Regions from separate parts of the Homo sapiens genome. Here region 2 is linked to region 1. The links are chromatin contacts, found by Hi-C or POLR2A ChIA-PET in ENCODE. All regions are on one chromosome and are shown on one strand. The core of a region is the stretch at or near the end of the contact, and the rest is flanking DNA. Distances in the headings are between cores, read along the strand shown. Region 1 overlaps TTC39C (tetratricopeptide repeat domain 39C). Region 2 overlaps LAMA3 (laminin subunit alpha 3).

Evidence for each region. Hi-C counts contacts between places; a loop is a spot of excess contacts on that map. ChIA-PET counts read pairs that join two places held with the same protein, here RNA polymerase II (POLR2A). Pooled maps may share reads with other maps.
Region 2: a loop to region 1 is called in a pooled map, with 3 times the contacts of the local background. The contact joins two enhancer-like sites. A Hi-C loop is called at or near these places in 5 of 50 pooled maps. POLR2A ChIA-PET finds 5 or more read pairs at or near these places in 3 of 52 experiments (CD4-positive, alpha-beta T cell, OCI-LY7 and activated CD4-positive, alpha-beta T cell).

What each region holds. Positions count from the first base shown.
Region 1 is chr18:24,074,631-24,077,330 of GRCh38, forward strand. The region is part of intron 4 of TTC39C (tetratricopeptide repeat domain 39C); the gene reads left to right. Among named protein-coding and RNA genes, the nearest start is that of TTC39C-AS1, 61 kb to the left of the region's middle. RefSeq lists an enhancer at 1,615-1,909. Within about 2 kb of position 1,446, at least 16 of the 41 ENCODE cell types and tissues checked have a DNase peak (open chromatin) inside an H3K27ac peak, as active enhancers do.
Region 2 is chr18:23,883,069-23,885,768 of GRCh38, forward strand. It overlaps LAMA3 (laminin subunit alpha 3), which reads left to right. Exons shown (of 75, transcript NM_198129.4): 41 at 1,705-1,785. Among named protein-coding and RNA genes, the nearest start is that of LINC02958, 98 kb to the right of the region's middle. Within about 2 kb of position 1,448, at least 14 of the 41 ENCODE cell types and tissues checked have a DNase peak (open chromatin) inside an H3K27ac peak, as active enhancers do.

The DNA of each region.
Region 1 (2,700 bases), core at 196-2,695:
CGTTAAAAAGTCAGGAAACAACAGGTGCTGGAGAGGATGTGGAGAAATAGGAACACTTTTACACTGTTGGTGGGACGGTAAACTAGTTCAACCATTGTGGAAGACAGTGTGGCGACTCCTCAGGGATCTAGAACTAGAAATACCATTTGACCTAGCCATCTCATTACTGGGTATATACCCAGAGGATTATAAATCATGCTGCTATAAAGACACATGCACATGTATGTTTATTGCGGCACTATTCACAATAGCAAAGACTTGGAACCAACCCAAATATCCATCAATGATAGACTGGATAAAGAAAATGTGGCACATATACACCATGGAATACTATGCAGCCATAAAAAAGGATGAGTTCATGTCCTTTGTAGGGACATGGATGAAGCTGGAAACCATCATTCTGAGCAAACTATTGTAAGGACAGAAAACTAAACACGCATGTTCTCACTTATAGGTTAGAATTGAACAATGAGAACACTTGGACACAGGGTGGGGAACATCACACACCGGGGCCTGTCGTGGGGTGGGGGGAGTGGGGAGGGTTGGCATTAAGAGAAATACCTAATGTAAATGACAAGTTAATGGGTGCAGCACACCAACATGGCACATGTATACATACGTAACAAACCTGCACATTGTGCACATGTACGCTAGAACTTAAAGTATAATTAAAAAAAAAAAAGTCTGTTGGTGAAGGTTGAAGATAACGAGGCAGTGGGCTGACTGGTGAAAACTAAATCATCTTTTGTCCTTCAAAGTCTTGGGCCAGGAACAGTGGCTCACACCTGTGCACGGTGGCTCCTAGCACTTTGGGAGGCCGAAGTGGGTGGATTGCTTGAGTCTAGGAGTTTGAGACCAGCCTGGGCAACATGGCAAAACCCATCTCTACTAAAAATACAAAAAATCAGCCAGGCTTGGTGGCGTGTGCCTGTAGTCCCAGCTACTCAGGAGGCTGAGGTGGAAGAATCACCTGAGCTTGGGAGGTCGGGGCTGCAGTAAGGTGAGATAGTGCCACTGCACTGCAGCCTGAGCAATCCAAGTGAGACCTTGTCTCAAAAAAAAAAAAAAAAAAACAAAAAAAAAACCTCTATTATTTGAGACACAAGAAAGGCAAGCCTGAATTGCCATGGGTTAACCAGCCTCCTTCCGGGACAGTTGGACAGACAGGCTTTAATAGATGCTTGCACCAGATACAGTCCCCCTGAAAAATTACAAAATTTATCCAAGATCAATTTCATGTAACTTGATATTCCCATTTTGCAAGCAGCTCTTGCCCTTTCCCAGGGAAGACTTCTGTCCCCGTATGGGGCAGGGTTTCCTCTCGCCCCCTCCATCTCTCAGCTAGTTGTTGCCTGGTCCTCATAAGGTGGGACAGATTGTCTGTTGCCCAGGCTGGAGTGCAGTGGCACAATCTTGGGTCACTACAACCTCCACCTCCTGGTTTCATGCTATTCTCCTGCCTCAGCCTCCTGAGTAGCTGGAACTACAGGCACCTGCCACCAAGCCCGGCTAATTTTTTTGTATTTTTTAGTAGAGACAGGGTTTCACCATGTTGGCCAGGCTGGTTTTGAACTCCTGACCTCAAGTGATCTGCCTGCCTCAGCCTCCAAAAGTGCTGGGATTACAGGCATGAGCCACCGCGCCCGGCCTGCTCTGTGGTTTTTCTGCTGTCTCCACCTCCCTCCACAGACACAGCGATAACGACAGCTGAATGATTCATACTTGACCTTTCAGAGCAGCCAGATGAAAGGCTGTGCAGGGTGTATGGCTCTTAAATAGCGTGTTCTCTGCTTGTTGGGAAGACATGCACTCAGCTGCTGTGTCCTCTCATGGAGCTGCTGGAGCGGCCCCTGTAGGAGCCACAGTGCAGAGCGTCCTGTTCTCGGTGCTGCATTCTCCCCCAGCCTCTGCCTCCTCCTGCTTGGCCTGGCTGTGGCTGGAATTTTTGCTTTACAGAGTGTGGGATGGAGAGTAGGGCAAGTCCCGAGAACCTGTTTCAGTGCCAAGTTGGACGCAGAATGTAGTAAAAGCAACATGGCCTCTCTCGACATGAGCATTAAGTTTGTTTTGACATACATCAGTTTATCATCTTTGACTCAGTCAAAAACGTTGGGTTCTGTTTCCTTGGCTCAAATTAAGGACCTTACAGCTTGTTACCATAGACTTTAACATGTGCCTTCAGACATTGGCACCCATCTTAGGCACAAAATTAAAGACGGATTGAATTCATTGTATTCTTATTCTAGAAGAGTGGGGTTTTCACCGTGGAGGTTTCTGTTGTGTTTTATTGATTTAGTTCCACGTACTCAGGATTGGATGGATTCTTAACGTTTGTTTCCAGTTCTACCATCCATTTCTGTAGCTCCTCACCTGAGGTCAGAATTGTTAGCATTCATGTCTATAATCCTGGTCCCTTCGACGTCACGTTGAGAGATGCCGTTTCTCCGGGAGCAGGTGTTCACTCCTCTGTTGGGCTTGCACCCTTTTGTCCCGGTGTGTCCCCTGCTTCACTCTGCCTCCAAGCCGCTCGCCCATCTGCTCCTTCCTACTGGCATTCCTGCTGCTCTCTCCTGGGGTGTTCCCTTTCCCTTAGTGCAAGCTTCACTTCCTTTAATAAAGCTGAGGTAGCCTGGAAAATACAGGATAAAATGGAGTTAAATTTATCCCTCCAAATTTCCAGTTAAGAATGGGTAGGAGTAA
Region 2 (2,700 bases), core at 198-2,697, 190 kb before region 1:
AATGTGTTCAAGGGCAGTGAGAAGGCAGGAGTGGCAGAAGTGCAGTGTGAAGAGGGCCAGAGGTGAGGTTGGTGGAGCAACCAGGACCCAGATCCTGCAGAACCCTGCAGGCTGTGGTCAAGCATCTGGATCTTATCCTCAGTGCGATGGAAATTTTGGGGCAGTTCTGAGCCACTGAGTGATCTGAGCTCTCATTCAGCCTCCAGAGTGACCAATAGACTACATAGGTAGGAATCCACCACTGTGTTTTCAAGGTAACCCCCTCTCTCCTTAAGTGTGGCACTTTGTCATATCCTTACTCATCACAAAGGGTTCACTGTGGGCCCAAGCAAAGAATGATGTAACAAACTAAGTGAAGCAAGAGTTGTTCTGAAAATCAAGAAGATACTGAGAACATCTCACTAGTACATAGACTCAGAAACAAGTGTGGATCACAAAGGCAGGCCTATATCAGCCCTTAACAGACACATGGGCCAAGTCCTAACATCACCAGAAGTCATGTGCCAAGTGTGGCTTCTCTGGAGAGACCTATTTGGAATGCTCACCCTGCTTTGCTGTCTATGTCTTTGATGCTCGTGAAGCCCGCCCCATCCTGCAGCTTTATTTGTCAAGGGATCAATCACATGAGCTTGCCCAGACTTGTTTGAAGAGAAGCTGGCAAAAGTAGAAAGCAGCGAGATTTCCACTGGGGTGCTTGGAAAAAGTTTTTCATTTTCATTTGCAAAGCGTAGTAGCATCAAGGTCAGCTTCCAGCTTCCATAAGTTGAAGTAACACGTAGGTCTTTGAATTTATCAGTAAAACTCTATTTGTATCTATTTCTCCTTCCTGCAATATTAATAGTGCTGACCAATGTCTAACTGTCTTTTGAGAGGCTTCCTAAACAGGCATTCTCTTACCAGCAAATGGAGTGATATTCCCTCAGATGTCATCAGTGTCATGTCCAGTGGCAGACAACAGGGCTTTTTCATGGTCTCTTTGGTGTGTGTGTGTGTGTGTGTGTGTGTGTGTGTGTGTGTGTGTGTGTGTGTGTTTAAAGCTGCTTCTAAAATATCATCACTTATTGCTTCTCAGCCTTTTGGCTAAAATCAAGTGTAAAATATCACCACTTTAGAGCTAAAAGAAAAGGGATCAAAATTCCACAACTTGGTTTGAAAAAAAAGTGAGAATCAGCAATGATTGTGCCCACAGAAATGCCGAGGCAGGCGAGTGGTCTCTGTGCATCTTTAGGGGGCTCCAGGGCCTGGCCTCCCCACCAACTTTTCTTCCCAGAAGGCAATGTGCCTGATAGAAAAGAACTAGAATCAACAAGGAGAACGTTTTTTTTTAAAGAATCAGAACTCTCTGTTCTTTTTTCTGCCTAGACTTGTTTTACTCCTTCCTTGTTATTCCTGGAAAAATGCTGTTGTAATCATCTCTTCCAAAGTGAGTTACTCTGCTCTGTCTTAAGGGGAAAAAATGCTCTTCCCCAAGGAACAAATAAAATAAATGCCTTCAGTCCTTGTTCACCAAAATTGCCCTGTGTCGGCTGAGATCATTCATCATTATCTCTCCAAGTCTTGATGGGCAAAATTTTCTTCACACAAAGTAACCAGACCCTGGGTTTCAGTGCTCACTTAATACAAGCCAGTCCTTTGTGGTAAAAAATAAGCATAAATCCTATCGATCTGTGTTTTTGATGGGGCCTTTTTCTGTCTTCTTTCAAGCTTTGCCACTGGCTGTGTGGTGAATGGGGGAGACGTGCGGTGCTCCTGCAAAGCTGGGTACACAGGAACACAGTGTGAAAGGTAAGGTGGGCGCCCCTCCCGCCTCAGCCTGCAGAGGGGGCGGGGAGGGCTGTGGGTGGGGCTGCCAGGTGCTGGCACAGAGCTAGGGGTGGGGCTGGGAGTTTGACTGAGGCCTGGAAAAAGGTCTCTTGGGAAAAATACAAGACTGCTCACCTAATAAATCATTAATATCATTCTCTTTCCTGCTTTGTACGTTTCAGAAAACTGAGAATGAGGCACAACGCATACACTCACCCACAAGTAGCTCTACCTACATCCCCCCAACACGCACCCCTGTGTACCTCAACCCCCGACACCTCCCTACCTACCCCTCCTCCACAATGATCTCTGCATACCCCCTATTTCGACATGTCCCTTCCACATATCTCCACATACACCTGCCCTCAACGTATCCCTACTTACCTGTACACATGTACAACTGTCTACACTCTTCCGTACACACACATATCCACAGCCCTAGCCTAGATAGCCCCCCCACCCCCCCACCCCCACCCCCACCCCACACACACCCCTCTATCCCCACACTATATTTTGAACACTTTCAGGACAATCTATGTCTTGTTTATTTCGGAATCCCTGGTTCCAAGAATGGTACTGTTCACATAATAGGTGTTCGGTAATGTTTGTGAAACAAAATAATAAATGTTGTGGAATGGAAACTGTAAAATTAATGACAAAGGGCTGCAGAACCAAGCTTTAGTTATTCATGGACAATTTTCATGATTAGCCACTATGCATAGGACACTGCCAAGTACTGAGAAAGATATAAAAGATACTTATAACCTAGCTGAGAAGAAAGCACACACATATTTGGGAAAGTAACAGTATGAAAAATGAATCATATGGTTTACATATTTTAAAATTTAAAATAACTTTCTCATAAAATCAATACATATTTATTATAAAATGATGAAA